Regions from separate parts of the Homo sapiens genome. Here region 1 is linked to region 2. Evidence: read pairs that join two places in POLR2A ChIA-PET (ENCODE). Cell type or tissue: Caco-2. All regions are shown on one strand. Each heading gives the region's core, and the rest is flanking DNA. Links, peaks and the distances in the headings are about the cores only. Region 1 has its middle 14 kb from the start of HNF1A-AS1. Region 2 overlaps SPPL3 (signal peptide peptidase like 3).

Evidence for each region. ChIA-PET counts read pairs that join two places held together with the same protein. Peaks named below come from ENCODE experiments on the same cell type or tissue, not always from the same donor. Only the 100,000 strongest peaks of a DNase experiment are listed, where the experiment ranks them.
Region 1: POLR2A ChIA-PET joins it to region 2 with 12 read pairs; 6 of 35 experiments call an interaction of 5 or more read pairs at or near these places.

The regions. Positions count from the first base shown.
Region 1 is chr12:120,953,664-120,961,996 of GRCh38, forward strand. No RefSeq gene overlaps it. Among named protein-coding and RNA genes, the nearest start is that of HNF1A-AS1, 14 kb to the right of the region's middle. In Caco-2, for the core only: no CTCF peak of the experiment used is centred there; DNase peaks (open chromatin) are centred at 3,245, 3,538, 6,398, 8,148 and 2 weaker places.
Region 2 is chr12:120,888,791-120,897,123 of GRCh38, forward strand. The region is part of intron 1 of SPPL3 (signal peptide peptidase like 3); the gene reads right to left. Among named protein-coding and RNA genes, the nearest start is that of SPPL3, 11 kb to the right of the region's middle. In Caco-2, for the core only: no CTCF peak of the experiment used is centred there; no DNase peak of the experiment used is centred there.

The sequences.
Region 1 (8,333 bases), core at 178-8,177, 65 kb after region 2:
CTTCTTTTTTTTTTTTTCTTTTTTGGATGGAGGCTTGCTGTTGCCCAGGCTAGAGTGCAGTGGTGTGATCATAGCTCACTGTATCCTCAAACTCCTGGGCTCAAGAGATTCTCCTGCCTCAGCCTCCCAAGTAGCTGGGACTACAGGCTCATGCCGCTGCAACTAGCTTTTTTTTTTTTTTTTTTTTTTTTTTTTTTTTTGTAGCGATGAGGTCTTGCTGTGGTGCCTGGGCTGGTTTTGAACTCCTGGACTCAAGCGATCTTCCCACCCCTCCCAAAGTATTGGGATTACAGCTATGAGCCACCTCACCCCGCCTAGTTGGTTTCATTCTGGCTTTCACATTGTGTACACTAAATGCCCCGCTCTGATGCAAAGTGCCCCACTGCCCCGCCCTTGGCACGTCACTGGCAGAGAGACTGGACATCTCATCTGACATATATGACATAGACATTAGGACCCCATGTCGGTGGATAACCATGTAGCCTTGACTTCTCTCTTTTTTTTTTTTTTTTTTTTTTTTTTGAGATGGAGTCTCACTCTGTCTCCCAGGCTGGAGTGCAATGGTACAATCTCGGCTCACTGCAACCTCCGCCTTTCGGGTTCAAGCAATTCTCCTGCCTCAGCCTCCCGAGTAGCTGGGAGTACAGGCACGCACCACCCCACCCGGCTAATTTTTATTACTAGTAGAGACTGGGTTTCACCATGTTGGCCAGGCTGGTCTTGAACTCCTGACCTCAGGTGATCCGCCCACCTCGGCCTCCCAAAGTGCTGGGGTTACAGGCGTCAGCCACCACACTCGGCCCTCAACTTCTCTGAATCCCAGTTTCCTCATTGCTAAAATGGGAATTTATTTTTATTTATTTTTGAGACAGAACCTCACTATGTTGCCCAGGCTGGAGTGCAGTGTCGCGATCTCGGCTCACTGCAGGTGCCGCCTCCCAGGTTCAAGCAATTCTTCTGCCTCAGCCTCCCGAGTAGCTGGGATTACAGGCATGCACCATCACGCCCGGCTGATAGGAATTTTGTATTTTTTGAGTAGAGATGGGGTTTCACCATGTTGTCCAGGCTGGTCTCGAACTCCTGACCTCAGTGATCCGCCCACCTCAGCCTCCCAAAGTACTGGGGTTACAGGCGTCAGCCACTGCCCCAGCCTAAAATGGGAATTTAATAACATCTCTTTTAAAGGACAGCTATGAGACAAAAATGGGATAAGGTGTGTGAAGATGCTCTCCTTTTCTGCCCAGTGGGTTTCTGCCTTTCCTTTGGGGGATCGTAGAGGAGGTTTCCCTCACTGTCTCCAGCCAGACCAGGGACTGTAGATGGGGACTCCTGGGTCCACGTTGTCCCTGCGATGTCGTCGCCCACAGAGTGACCTGCGGTACCCACTGAAGAGGCCACTCTTCCCCTCCCACACTCACAGCATCTCACCCACCTTCCTCCAAAGTCACTATCAGGCCTGGACCTTGAGGATGGTTAACAAAGCTTTTAATCAAGGCAGAAGTTCTTCAGTGGGAGCACAAACTAGAATTCCCTAGAGGGCTTGGGAAACAAATCCAGCTCACTGGGCCCCACCCCGAGTTTCTGATTCAGCAGGTTTGAGGTGAGGCTTGAGGATGTGCCGTTCTAACAAGTTCCCAGGTGAGGCCAATGCTGCTGGCCCTGGGACCACACTTTGAGATCCAATGAGCTTAGTCAGTGCTGCTAATTCCATCCCCATTTGCCAGTGATTGACTGGGCCTAAGCCAGTGGACCAACGAGATGCAAGGCGGGGCTTACTCTGGGCTGATGAGGGTGAGCAGCTCCTCCTTCTCCCCAGAGGAGACAAAGGTGCCTGAGTGAGTGGTGGCAGCCACTTTGTGACCATGAGGGGAATCAGCCTTCACAGAAGCTGATGCTGTAGACTGAGAAAACCTAGACTCCTAATAACATATACCATCAAGCCCACCCAACTTTGGGATTTTTTTTTTTTTTTAATTCTGGGGAAACTTTTATTTTTATTTCTAGACCAATTGACTATGGGATAGGAAAGAAAGTGAGGTGTCAAGGATAAAGCCAATATTTGACTCAAACAATGTAGAGGATGTTTGTTTTTAGCTTACTTGAGGAAGGCTGTGGTCGGGGAGAAGATTGAGAATTCTTTTTTTTTTTTGAGACAGGGTCTCACTCTGTTGCCCAGGCTGGAGTGCAGTGGTGCCATCCTAGCTCACTGCAGCCTCGACCTCCCAAACTCAAACAATCCTCCCACTTCAGCCTCCTGAGTAGCCAGGATTATAGGCAGATGCCACCATGCCTGGCTAATTTTTTCATTTCCAGTAGAAATGAGATCTCACTATGTTGCCTGGGCTAGTCTCAAATTGGGCTCAAATGATCCTCCCACCTTAGCCTCCCAAAGTGCTGGGATTATAGGCGTGAGCCACTGCACCTGGCCAAAGATTAATTCTGATCAATGCTAAGGACTTTCCACTCTTTACAACTTTAACTTTGTTTTGGTTGTTTCAAGAGCTACATTTGATTCGATTCGTTTTGTTTTGAGATGGAGTCTCACTCTGTCGCCCAGGCTGGAGTGCAGCGGTGCAATCCCACTGCAACCTCTGACCCCCGAGTTCAAGGGATTCTCCTGCCTCAGCCTCCTGAGTAGCTGGGACTACAGGCACCCACCACCACGCCTGGCTAATTTTTGTATTTTTAGTAGAGATGGGGTTTCACCATGTTCGCCAGGCTGGTCTCAAACTCCTGAACTCAGGTGATCTGTCCACCTCGGCCTCCCAAAGTGCTAGGATTACAGGCATGTGCCACCGCACCTGGCCTAAGAGCTACATTTTTTATCGCAGTCTCAGCCTTTTCATTTCCCCATATCCCACTCATTCCTATAAGGGCCAAATGCAATAAAACAGATGTGTATGTGCACTCACGCTGTGGAGTGAAGATGCAAATGACTGTGATGATCCAAACCCTGGCAGGAAGGTGGCAGCCCCGTAGGGCATGGGGATCAGAGGTAACTCCACTGTGTGTGCCTTCCGCTGTGTGTGCCCTCCACTGTGTGTGCCCTCCGCTGTGTGTGCCCTCCACTGTGTGTGCCCTCCACTGTGTCTGTCCTCCGCTGTGTGTGCCCTCCACTGTGTGTGCCCTCTGCTCCGCTGTGTCCACAGTGACAGCATAGATTATCCCAGGGCTCAATCAGTTGTTCCAGCTAACTTCCTGCTAAACAGAGCTGGTCACCAGGAGCCAGGCTGACACCTTTGAACCCCTTCTTCCCCTCTGCCTCCTTTCTCAGAAAATATAAAGTGCAAAATGGTCCAGAGGTGGACAGTGTGGGGAGGGAGGGGACATTGAGTCTTGATGACCTGCAAATTTACACCAGTTTCTGCATAATCCTATATGGGCTTTATCTGATCTTAGAGGCACCCATCCCTTTGCAATAAAAGATTGCATCTGTTTTTATTTCCCCTTTCTGTTGGAAGCTGATAAGCCAAGAATGTACTCTCCCCACCTGCTCTCAGCTTTGATTCCCATTAACACAGGGGCATTCCCAGGAAAGGGTTGGGCTCCCCAAGGTGTTTGCTGGAGAACCTGCTGTCACTCTGCAGAGATGTACAAGTATTTACTGAAAGAAGAACTTCTCCAGGAATATTGTGTAAGCAGATTACACCGGATCTCCCTGCCCTTGGACAAATATATATGGTGAAGCTCAAAGAGGGGAATCCAATGCACAGAAACCTCCATGCTTAAAAAATATCTTGTGGCCGGGCACGGTGGCTCACGCCTGTAATGCCAGCACTTTGGGAGGCTGAGATGGGAGGATCACTTGAGCCCAGGAGTTCGAAACCAGCCTGGGCAACATAGGGAGACCCCCATCTCTACAAAAAATGAAAAAAGTTAGCCAGGCATGGTGGTGCACACCTGTAGTCCCAGCTACTAGGGAGGCTGAGGTGGGAGGATCACTTGAGCCTGGGAGTTTGAGGCTGCAGTGAGATATGATCATGTCACTGCACTCCTGCCCGGGCGACAGAGTGAGACTCTGTCTCAAAAAACAAACAAAAAACCAAACCAAAACAAAACAGAACTTGTGAATTGGTTTGGGGATTGCTGGTAAGAGACAAAGGGATGATCATCAAGTCTGGGGATGCCCATCCATTGCCACATCCCCAAGGGGATCACACCAGCTGGAGCACATCACTGCACGTCGCATTTTTGTTTTGTTTTGTTTTGAGACGGAGTCTCACTCTGTCTCCCAGGCTGGAGTGCAGTGGCGCCATCTCAGCTCATTGCAACCTCCACCTCCCGGGTTCAAGCAATTCTCCTGTCTCAGTCTCCCGAGTAGCTGGGATTACAGGCATGCGCCACCACACCCTGCTAAATTTTTTTGGAATTTTTAGTAGAGACAGAGTTTCACCATATTGGCCAGGCTGGTCTTGAACTCCTGGCCTCAGGTGATCCTCCCACCTCAGCCTCCCAACGTGCTGGGATTACAGGCGTGAGCACTGCACCCGGCCCTTTTTTTTTTTTTTGAGATGGAGTCTCACGCTGTTGCCCAGGCTGGAGTGCACTGGTGTGATCTCGGCTCACTGCAACCTCTGCCTCCTGGGTTCAAGTGATTCTCCTGCCTCAGCCTCCTGAGTAGCTAGGATTACAGGCACATGCCACCACGCCTGGCTACTTTTTGCATTTTGAGGCAGGGTTTCACCATGTTGGCCAGGCTGGTCTTGAACTCCTGACCTTAAGGCCCGCCTCAGCCTCCCAAAGTGCTGGGATTACAGGCGTGAGCCACCGCGCCCCGCCTTGCACATTGCATTTCTAGAGACTAGAGGCCTCAAATTAAGGTGTCGGTAAGGCTTGGCCCCCTCTCAAACTTGGGGGAGAGGGGAGATTCCACTCTTGCCCTTTCCAACGTCTCACGTCTCTGGTAATCCTTGGCAATCTTTGGCTTGCTGCTGCAGCACTCCACGGTGTACCTCTATTGTCCTAAGGTGTTCTCTGTGTGTGTGTCCAACTTTGGATTTTTGTTTTTATTAATTTTCTTTTCTTTTTTTCTTTTTTTTTTTTTTGACGAAGTTTCACTCTTGTTGCCCAGGCTGGAGTACAATGGCATGATCTCGGCTCACCACAACCTCCACCTCCCGGGTTCAAGCAATTCTCCTGCCTCAGCCTCCCAAGTAGCTGGGATTACAGGCATGTGCCATCATGCCCAGCTACTTTTTTTGTATTTTTAGCAGAGACAGGGTTTCTCCATGTTGATCAGGCTGTTCTTGAACTCCCGATCTCAGGTGATCCACCTGTCTCGGCCTCCCAAAGTGCTGGGCTTACAGGTGTGAGCCACCGGGCCCGCTGTTTTCATTAATTTTCATTTGAAGACATCCTGATACCTAGTCAAAGCCTCATGACTTTGGGGGCTGAGAGGACAGGGTGGTGGTGGATGTATAGTTGGCGGGGTGTGGTGGTGCACACCTGTAGTCCCAGCTACAGGAGGATTGCTTGAGCCCAGGAGGTCGAGGCTGCAGCAAGCCATGAGTGTGTCACTGTACTCCAGCCTGGGCGACAGAATGAAACCCTGTCTCTTAAAAAAAAAAAAAGAAAAAAAAAGGATGTACAGTAGGAGGATTATCTTTGCCTTCAGTTGCTGGGAGGTGATCTCTAGGCCCCTTAACGTCCTGTCTGATGGAAGTGTCTGTGTTTGCCTGGGGCCTTTGGCCACCAGATAGTCTAACAATGTGATCTGTAATGAAGGCTTTGGAACATCCTGTATCAGTTCCAACCTCCAGATGAGCTGGATACACAAGAGTTAGCTCAGGAGAGACTGGAGATGAAAGGTCAGCCACACTGGCAGTAAGGGATCAAGCCCCACTAAAAAACGCTGGACACTGGCTGGCAGTGGCTCATGCCTGTAATCCCAGCACTTCAGGAGGCTGAGGGGGGCGGGTCACCAGATGTCAGGAGTTTGAGATCAGCCTGGCCAACATGGTGAAACCCTGTCTCTACTAAAAATACAAAATCAGCTGGGCATGGTGCATGCCTGTAATCCCAGCTACTCGTACTCTGGAGGCTGAGGCGGGAGAATCGCTTGAACCCAGGAGGTGGAGGTTGCAGTGAACTGAGATCACGCAACAGCACTCCAGCCTGGGCGACGAGAGCGAGACTCCATCTCAGAAACAACAACAACAAAAACAAAACCCCCAAAAACGCTGGACACCAAAGCCTCAGGAGCTTCTCTGGTTAGCAGTATTCTCTGAGTGTCATCACGCATCATAGCTGGGGGGAGGTGACTGTCTGGAGAGAAGGTAACTAGGAGCTTTGCACTTGAACCCCTTCCGCACCTCACCCTCTATGTCCTTTCTTGTGGCTGGTTCTGATCTGTGTCTGTTTGCTATCATAAAAACTGTCGTTATGAGGCGGGGCACTTTCCTGAGTTCCATGAGTCATTCTAGTGAATTATTGAACCACAGGGGGTAGTGGGAACCCTCAATGCAGCCAAGCGGTCAGAAGTGAGGGTGGCCCAGGAATCCCCAGTTGCACCTGGCATTTGAAGTGAAGGCTGCCTTGTGGAGGGACTGTGTCCTTAGCCTTGAGCTTGACAAATTCATTGCAGTAGGTTCTGTCATCTGCCTCTTAGAGAATACCCTCATTTCAACTGGGCGCGGTGGCTCACGCCTGTAATCCCAGCACTTTGGGAGGCCGAGGCGGGCGGATCACGAGGTCAGGAGATCGAGACCATCCTGGCTAACACGGTGAAACCCCGTCTCTACTAAAAATGCAAAAAATTAGCTGGGCGTGGTGGCGGGCGCCTGTAGTCCCAGCTACTCAGGAGGCTGAGGCAGGAGAATGGCGTGAACCCGGGAGGTGGAGCTTGCAGTGAGCCGAGATCGCGCCACTGCACTCCAGCCTGGGCGATAGAGCGAGACTCCATCTCAGAAAAAAAAAAAAAAAAGAGAATACCCTCATTTCCTTGCAATTTGGGACAGGTGTTAGGAGCCTCATTTTATTCTTCTGAAATCAAATTATCCCTGATTCAGACTTCAGGTAAGGTGGCATTCAAATGCAGTCGTGACTCAGGGCTTACTATTTCTATTCTTCTAAAAAGACTATGGGATTCTCATGTAGGTGGAAATGCTTGAGTGGGCGCCTCTGGCCTTTGGTCTACACGCACTAGCCTGATACACGTCTCCTCCACCAGGCTGTAAACCTCGTGAAGTATCGGTTTTATTCCTGACTAGAACAAGGCTTAGCACCTAGTGGGTGCTCATTAAACACATGAAGCATGAATCAGTGAGGGATTTCACATCTCGTCATCTCTGAAAAGCCTGTTAGCTCACTTCTAGGACCAGGAAACTGGCATTATCAAGAGTGTTATTCCAGCTTTGGTTGGTTCTGAAAATAATAATAATGTATCAGTCCAGTATTAGGTTTAGCTGTATAGAACAGAAAACCCAAAGTGAAATGGCATAAACATGTAAGAGTTGATTCCTTCCAGAAGCAGGCAGTCTAGGACTGGTGTGGGCCTCCCCTGAAGGCTGGCAAGACCACTATTTCTGTGCCAACCTTTGGCGCAGGGGTCTTTATTCAGATTGGCTACTCCATACCCAGGATCCAGCCTCCCCAAGTTTTGCCTAGGTCACCAATCCTCAGGATCCCCCAAATCATATCTCCAGTCTTGGGGCATCTCCAACGTCCCATGAATCATCACCCATCTCTGTAAAAATAAAAAAGTCCCAGGCTGGGTGCGGTGGCTCATGCCTGTAATCCCAGCACTTTGGGAGGCTGGGACAGGTGGATCACCTGAGGTCAGGAGTTGGAGAACAGCTTAGCCAACATGGCAAAACCTTGTCTTTATTAAAAATACAAAAATTAGCCGGGTGTGGTGGCAGGCGCCTGTAATCCTAACTACTCGGGAGGCTGAGGCAGGAGAATAGCTTGAACCTGGGAGGTGGACGTTGCAGTGAGCTGAGATCACGCCACTGCACTCCAGCCAGGGCGACAGAGCGAGACTCCGTCTCAAAAAAATAAAAGTAAAAAAATTTTTAAAAAGTCCTAGAGTACACAGTTCCTGAGTCTGCTGACTGTCTAAAGATGTTCTTCTCTGATTTCTGCTGACTGCAGAGAAGAACAGGGGACTTTGGTCTCGTTCGTTGACTCCTCAGCAGGGAGGAAGGGGGCGTGGTCTCTGGTTCTCCAAGGCATTGGCTGGAACAACAGGAGTTTCCATGCCAGGCTGTAGCTGGTTTTCTCTCAACATATTTAAAATTAAACGTGTTTCAAACCATAAAGTTCAATTTCCTTCTGAAAACATTCTCCTCTATCTTCTGAATAGGAAACTGATATTCCTGTGAGTTACAGCACTT
Region 2 (8,333 bases), core at 11-8,010:
TACAGTATGTGAATTATATCTTATATTTTATTTTTTGAGACCGGGTCTTGCTTTGTCACCCAGGGCGGAGTACAATGGGTGCAATCTCAGCTCACTGCAACCTCCACCTCCTGGGCTCAGGCGATTCTCCTGCCTCAGCCTCCCGAGTAAATAGCTGGGATTACAGGTTCATGCCACCTCACCTGGCTAATTTTTGCATTTTTAGTAGAGATGGGGTTTCGTCATGTTGGCGAGGCTGGTCTTGAACCCCTGACCTCGGGTGAACTGCCCACCTCAGCCTCCGGAAATGCTGAGATTACAGGCATGAGCCACCACACCCGGCCCGTGAATTATATCTTTCAAAAGCTATTTATAAAATATAAACATCAGAATGAAAAACACAATGCCACAGAAAGGGACTTCTATGAAATGTGCCTATATGAAATGCTTCATTTTAGAAGAGCATGAAAAAGCGATAAGTAGCCCTATTGAAACAGAAGAGGGAACTTTAACTGTGGTAGATTGCATTAGAGGCATTAATTCCTCATCCTTTCCAGGATCTATTCCTTAGCCATATGATTTTGCAGTTCTTCCCACTAATGGGCGTAAGATTTATTTTTGTGGCTCCTTGACTTTGGCTTCAACCATATGACTTGCTTTGGCCAAAAGAATGGAGCAGAAATGGCAGTGTGCCAGTTCTAAGCCTAAACCTTAAGAGGTCTCACCTTGCCCTCTTGTGCCCCTGGCACTGCCTAGAGAAGAGCTTCCCCTATGTGGCTGCTGCCCATTCACTCTGGGCCTAAAATGAACACACTTGAAGCGGAGTCATCTCAATCAACTTACAGATCGGAAGAAGCAGAGTTGCACCAGCCAATCTGTAGATTCATAAGTATATTTTATTGTTATTTTAATCCACTGAGTTTTGGTATAATTTGTCATGCAGTGTTATTGTGGCAATAGCTAACTGATATAGTCACCAATTCTCCCACTGTGTTATGAAGAGGTCCTACAAATTAAATAGTGATTGTTATGAAGGTAGGTCCAGCCTAACACCTTGAATAATAGTTTTTCACTTAACATAAGACAACCATAAACGATGTTTAATGCTTGTCCCTTTAGGCTCTTAACTGAGGACTGATAGCAATTTAAGACATCCCATATTCTTCCACCTTACTTTGAAAAAAAAAATAATTTTGCTGGGGGCGGTGGCTCACGCCTGTAATCCCAGCACTTTGGGAGGCCAACGTGGGTGGATCACCTGAGGTCGGGAGTTCGAGACCAGACTGACCAACATGGAGAAACCCTGTCTCTACTGAAAATACAAAAAAATTAGCTGGACGTGGTGGTGCATGCCTGTAATCCCAACTATTGGGGAAAGCTGAGGCAGGAGAGTTACTTGAACCTGGGAGGCAGAGGTTGTGGTGAGCCGAGATTGCGCCATAGCACTCCAGCCTGGACAACAAAAGCGAAATTCCATCCCAAAAAAATAAAATAAAAAGTTTTACTTTTTCAGGGTATTTTCAAAATATCAAATCCAGGGCAGGGCACGGTGGCTCACACCTGTAATCCCAGCACTTTGGGAGGCTGAGGCGGGCAGATCACGAGGTCAAGAGATCGAAACCATCCTGGCCAAAATGATAAAACCCCATCCCTACTAAAAATACAAAAAATTAGCTGGGCGTGGTGGCAGGCGCCTATAGTCCCAGCTACTCGGGAGGCTGAGGCAGGAGAATCGCTTGAATCTGGAAGGCGGAGGCTGCAGTAAGCAGAGATCGCGCCATTGTACTCCAGCCTGGGCGACAGAGCCAGACTCCGTCTCAAAAAAAAAAAAAAAAAAAAAATCAAATCCAGAATAATCTTCACTTTTAATAAACTATGGGCCAGACCACTGAGGATAAACACATGAACATTATTCATGTCCTCAAAACTTTAAGGGAAAAAAGGGAAGGGTCATCTTGGAACAAAAATTTAGGAAAAGGGAGAGGAAGCAAATTTAAAATATATTAAATAATATTCTACATATACACACAAACACGGAGCGAAAAGTCAACAGGCCTTATTATTTGATGAGAATCAAGAATGTCTCCGAGGTATCTAGCTGTGAAGCCGAAACCCGATGCTCTCAACAGCTAACAGGACAAGCTAAGACTATCTATCCTATCACTAAAGGTTGACTCATTATCAACTTGGTAAATCTAACCTGAACACAAAGGTGGATTTCCAGAGATGTCTTGGGCCATCTGCACCTTTGCTACACAATGACTCTGGTTTAGCTGTCTACTTTCTGGTAGCTGCCTCCTTTTTCCACTTCATCTCTAACCTTCGCCTCTGCTTCTATTGCTCAATCACATTTGCCATTCACATTTCTTCCCTACTTCTACTTGTTATTCCCTTTTTCCTAAGCTGGTTGATAACATCTGCCCATGGTTTTATAACCTTTGCTACCCAGGAATCCAGCCTAATACATCATCCTTAGGCCTGTGAGTTTTCACCACTGCAAAGATACAAAGGTTCAAAAACAAAACTAACTCCTAATCTCCCAAATGTCTGGTTTATGCCTATTCCAGATGACGGTGTTATTTAATTCTGACCTAAGATTGAGGCACTGCTATATCTATTAACTTTAAAATAAGCACACATCAGGCCACGAGATTTTTTTCAATTGCCCTTTCTGAATAATTATAAAACAAAGGACAAGAAATGAGCTGAAAAAGAAAACAGACTTTTAGAAAAAGGAGAAAAAAACGGCAAAATAAGTTTCTATTAAAAAAATTTTTTTAGCTTTTTAAACAAAAGCGTAATACAAAGACTATGAATTCCTGAAATAGTAGTGAGAGAGAAATATTACATTGTTCAAAAGCTAGTTTACATACAGCTTATACTCATATCTCGAGATGTTTCCTGCAAAATATTTTCACATGAGCATGTTACTGAAATTTTTTTCCCTAAGACTGTTTTGCAAATTCTAAAAAAAAAAAAAAAAAAAAGCAGCTGAGTGTCTCCACTTTAGGAAACAAGTAATATATGCCACATATTTAATAAATGGCTGTTTGGGAAATATAAAGTATAAATAAACTTGTATTTTACTTATACTTTTATAAGTGAGTCAGTGGTCATGTTCAAGAAGACTAAGCTGAATGAAGAAGAGCGCTCTAAAGGGCTTGTGGCCCTTTGTAAATGTCTCCCTTAGCTGAGTCCCTTTCTTTCTCTAGGTGTTGTCAGGATATTAGAAAGTTAGGCAAATTTGGACATAACACTTGAACCAACTTAACAGTAACCATTTTATTTCTGTACTTCCTTCAAAGAGCAGTAAGATGTTCTCTCCTCTCTTCCATGTGCCTTGTCACCATATTTTTAGGGAGACATTCTATTCTAAAATCCAGCATCTAACAAATTTCACCCCTAAAATATTCATTCTTTTACAAAGAAAATCTGAGCACCTACTATCTGTAGGTCCTTGCACCATGAAATTAATGGCTTTGAACCTACCCTTACAAAGTGCATTGTCAAAACGGGAAGATGGTCATATTAAATACATTCAATACAAGGTCAGAAAATCCTGAGTGCTGCCCACATGACAGGAACAGATAAAGAGCTGTAGACATCAGAAGAACATTTCTCCTGCGCCAATCAGAAAGAAGGCTCCACAGCAAGGGGAAAACATTGCAGTCAGACCTTGAAAAATGGGTAGGAGTCAACATGTTTAGAGACTTGGAAGAAGGGCAAACGAGGCAGAAGAGTCACCGTACATAAAAGAGGAAACAGAAGTAACCCAGTGTGGCTGAAGTAACACGTAATATTTAAAGGAAATATAGGGAAGCAGGGTTATAAGACCAGATTGTTTTGAAAGTCAGATTGTAGAGGGTAGATTTTATATTCCAACAATAAAAAACACAAAGGCTATTAAAATACGATACAACCCAAAATTAGAGGCCAGGCGCGGTGGCTCACGCCTGTAATCCCAGCACTTTGGGAGACCAAGGCGGGTGCATCACAAGGTCAGGAGATCGAGACCATCCTGGCTAACACGGTGAAACCCCGTCTCTACTAAAAATACAAAAAATTAGCCGGGCATGGTGGCAGGCGCCTGTAGTCCCAGCTACTCGGGAGGCTGAGGCAGGAGAATGGCGTGAACCCGGTAGGCAGAGGTTGCAGTGAGCCGAGATGGTGCCACTGCACTCCAGCCTGGGTGACAGAGCAAGACTCTGTCTCGGGAAAAAAAAAAAAAAAAATACAACCCAAAATTTAGTGGACAATATACAAACCAAGAGAGACAAAAACTAAACGTACACACTAAGGACTCCTCTGAAATTCTCTTTACAACCCCTAACTGAAACCCTTAATAATTCTTTAAAAGGTAGAAATCTCTAAACTGAAACTACAGTAAAAAAAAATACTGGGTCAGGTGCAGTGGCTCACGCCTGTAATCCCAGCACTTTGGGAGGCCGAGGTGGGCGGATCATGAGGTCAGGAGATCGAGACCATCCTGGCTAACACAGTGAAACCCTGTCTCTACTAAAAATACAAAAAATTATCCAGGCGTGGCGGCGGGCGCCTGTAGTCCCAGCTACTTGGGAGGCTGAGGCAGGAGAATGGCGTGAAAAAAATATATATTTTTTTCCGAGATCAATTTTCTCTCCCTGCCTGCAAATATACAATTATCTCCCTTATTTATAAAAAACAAAAAGAAGACCTTTATGACCCTGCTGTCTGTACCAACCATTCTCTTTCCTCAAGTCTTTCACATCTCAAACAAATGGCCAGTACCCAGAAGATGCCTTTATTTCTTTATGACCTACCCCTGATTGGGCTTCCACCCCCACTACTCTGATCTTAGCAGTGCACTCTCAGTAATGACTTCCTTTACAAATTCAATAGCCTGCTTTTTCTTCATTCTCTCTGAATCCTTGTAGCTTTTTACACTCCTGCCCCTAAAAATTCTCTTATGCCTTTTCATCGCCACTGCACTTTCCTAATTATCCTACCTCTGATGGAGCCTCTTCTGATTCCTCTTCTTCCTGACATTTCTTAATTGTGAGTTTCCCAAGCCTCAATTTCTGGTCTTCCATTTTTTCCTCTCCATACTCTTACCTTTTGGTTAATTGTTCTTACCTCAAATCTTCAACTAGTTCCAGCCAGCCTAGCCATAGTCCCAGATGGCATTTCTAGAAACATTTGCACTAATCAGTGGCAAAGGTATTTGTTTTTCACAACTAATCTTTACTTCTAAAAGTAGTATTTTTGCAAGCGGTTATAAGAAATGAGTGTAGGGGGCCGGGTGCAGTGGGTCACGCCTGTAATCCCAGCACTTGGCGAGGCTGAGGCAGGCAGATGACCCTGAGGTCAGGAGTTCACAACCGGCCTGACCAACATGGAGAAACCCCGTCTCTACTAAAAATACAAAATTAGCTGGGCGTGGTGGCGCATGCCCGTTATCCCAGCTACTCGGGAAGCTGAGGCAGGAGAATCACTTGAACCCGGGAGGCAGAGGTTGCGGTGAGCCAAGATGGTGCCACTGCACTCCAGCCTGGGCAACAAGACCGAAACTCCATCTCAAAAACAAACAAACAAAAAAGAAATGAGTGTAAATTTCATAAGTTTATAAAGTCAGAGTATACAGTCAAAGGCTATCAGGCAAAGCTTGAAGATTTAGTCAAGTTTGGAAGGTCAAGCTAAACAAGGTCTAGACAAAACTTAAACAACAAAACAAAGTCAGGCACTGTACGTAGGTCACAATGACTGTATAACTAGCTTGAAGAAGAAATGAACAAAACTTTCTTTGCTACACCTGCCCTATCTAGGTCAAGAGTGAAGCCCAAGCCTGAGGCCTCAGATGAAGGGAAGTGGGTGTGCCTGTCAGGCATGGTGTGGGATAAGGAAACAGATAAACTACTGGCCAGGCGCAGTGGCTCATGCCTGTAATCCCAGCACTTTGGGAGGCCGAGGCGGGTGGATCACCTGAGGTCGGGAGTTCAAGACCAGCCTGAGCAATATGGAGAAACCCCGTCTCTACTAAAAATACAAAAAATTAGCTGGGTGCGGTGGCGCATGCCTGTAATACCAGCTACTAGTGGGGCTGAGGCAGGAGGATCCCTTGAACCCGGGAGGTGGAGGCTGCAGTGAGCTGAGATCGTGCCACCGCACTCCAGCCCGGGCAACAGAGTGAGAGTCCGTCTCAAACAAACAAACAAACAAACAAACAAACCTGCTAACAGCTCCTCCTCAGGCATTTTTAGAAGGGTAGAAAACCGTACCATGCATTCCAAGGAAAAGCAGGGAAAGATGAGGATCATCCACTCTACTGTTCTTTCTTCATTTAAGTAGATCATGAAGGAAACTGTCTTCAAAATCAAGATAAAACTAACATGAAAAAACAGGTCGGGCATGGTGGCTCACGCCTGTAATCCCAGCACTTTGGGAGGCAGAGGTGGGTGGATCACCTGAGATCAGGAGTTGGAGATCAGCCTGGCCAACTCGGTGAAACTCCGTCTCTACAAAAAATACAAAATTAGCCGCGTGTATTGGCGCGCAGCTATAAACCCAGCTACTTTGGAGGCTGAGGCAGGAGAATCGCTTGAACCCAGGAGGTAGAGGTTGCAGTGAGCCAAGATCGCGCCACTGTACTCCAGCCTGGGTGACAAGAGCGAAACTCCATCTCAAAAAAAAAAAAAAGAAACATAGCTTTATTCATCATCTTTCTTCTTGTGGAATGTAGCCATGGACTATGAAACTTAGAAATCAGTGACAATTTGGAGACTATTATTTCTTTTTATATAGCATTATGTGGCATCCTCAATATAAAGGACATCTCAAAGTTTAAGCGCTGGCTAAATTGTGAAACAAGAGAAGTCATTTCTATAGTGAGGAACTCTATCTGGAACCTATCTGGCTCTAACAAATAATGTACAGAACAAACAGCGTGCTTTCACGGAGCACTTTGCAATGCATGAAGCATTTTTATGTGCATTATCTCACTAAATCCTCACAACGACCCTGTGGAGTACAACAGGCATAACTATTGTACCAAATACAACACTAGGACTAAGACATGGCTAGGTCACAGTCAACTAGAGATGAAAACCACCCTCACGCTAAAGATTTCCTGATTCGAAGAAACCGTAACAGAATGAGGTGCTCATATCTCAAGATTTCAAATGAAAATTTAATGAGTGGCATAACACAACTGAATACTTTTTGAATAATCACTTATATTCGATACAATTCAAAATATGTAGAAACAACTAGGATACATCTCCACTTCAGAGCACTTAAAAAAAAAAATCCTTTGGTGGTTCTTCACTATCCATGCTGGAACTCCAAAAGAGAGATAACTAAGTTTTCCTACCAGGTTAGGGAATACCCTACAAACCAAGAAATGGGATTTTCCATAAGGTCTCTATTAGGCTAAGGCATACTCCTTAGTCTAATACCTTAAAGATACCTACAAAAACTTTTTCTTAGGAGCTCAACCTAGTCGTTCCACAACAATGAGGTGGAGCTGTTTCATTTCAAGCTGTGGCCCTAGTTTGACTTATTAATAAAATCTGAGGGGTAACAATTCATTGAGAGGATCATTGGGACTAACTAGATTTTTCCCTGTAAAACTGAATTTGATCATTTAGAGCCCCTCTGAGCACCTCAGACGTTAAAATTCCAGAAGACAAGTATTCTGCCTCTAACTCTTTAAGTAAGGATAAGAAAATACATGATAGAAAGTGAAAGTTGGCCAGGCATGGTGCCTCATGCCTGTAATCCCAACATTTTAGGAGGCTGAGGCAGGTGGATCACAAGGTCAGGAGTTTGAGACCAGCCTGACCAACATGGTGAAATCCTGTCTCTACTAAAGATACAGAAAACAAATTAGCCGGGCATGGTGGTGTGCACCTGTAATCCCAGATACTTGGGAGGCTGAGGCAAGAGAATTGCTTGAACCTGGGAGGTGGAGGTAGCAGTGAGCTGAGATCGCACCACTACACTCTAGACTGGGTGACAGGGTGAGACTCCGTTTCAAAAAAAAAAAAGAAAGTGAAAGTTGCAAACACTTCTTAATTTATACATACATCACATACAATCAGTATTTTAATTCCTAAGAAGGAACCATTAAACTCTAGAAACATCAAAAATAGATTATAGAATTTTAAAAATCAAATTATACTTATGGCGAACTGCCATGACAGCAGTCACACACAGTTTCAGATGCCAAAAACAGCCAACTAAATAAAACAGCACTTGGTTATCAACACTCTCTTTCTCTTTTTAGGACATCTCTAAATTTTCACGAGATGGTTTGATAAAACAGATATGAATGATGAGAACTAATTTATTAATGTTATTAATGTTGAAATAAAATACAA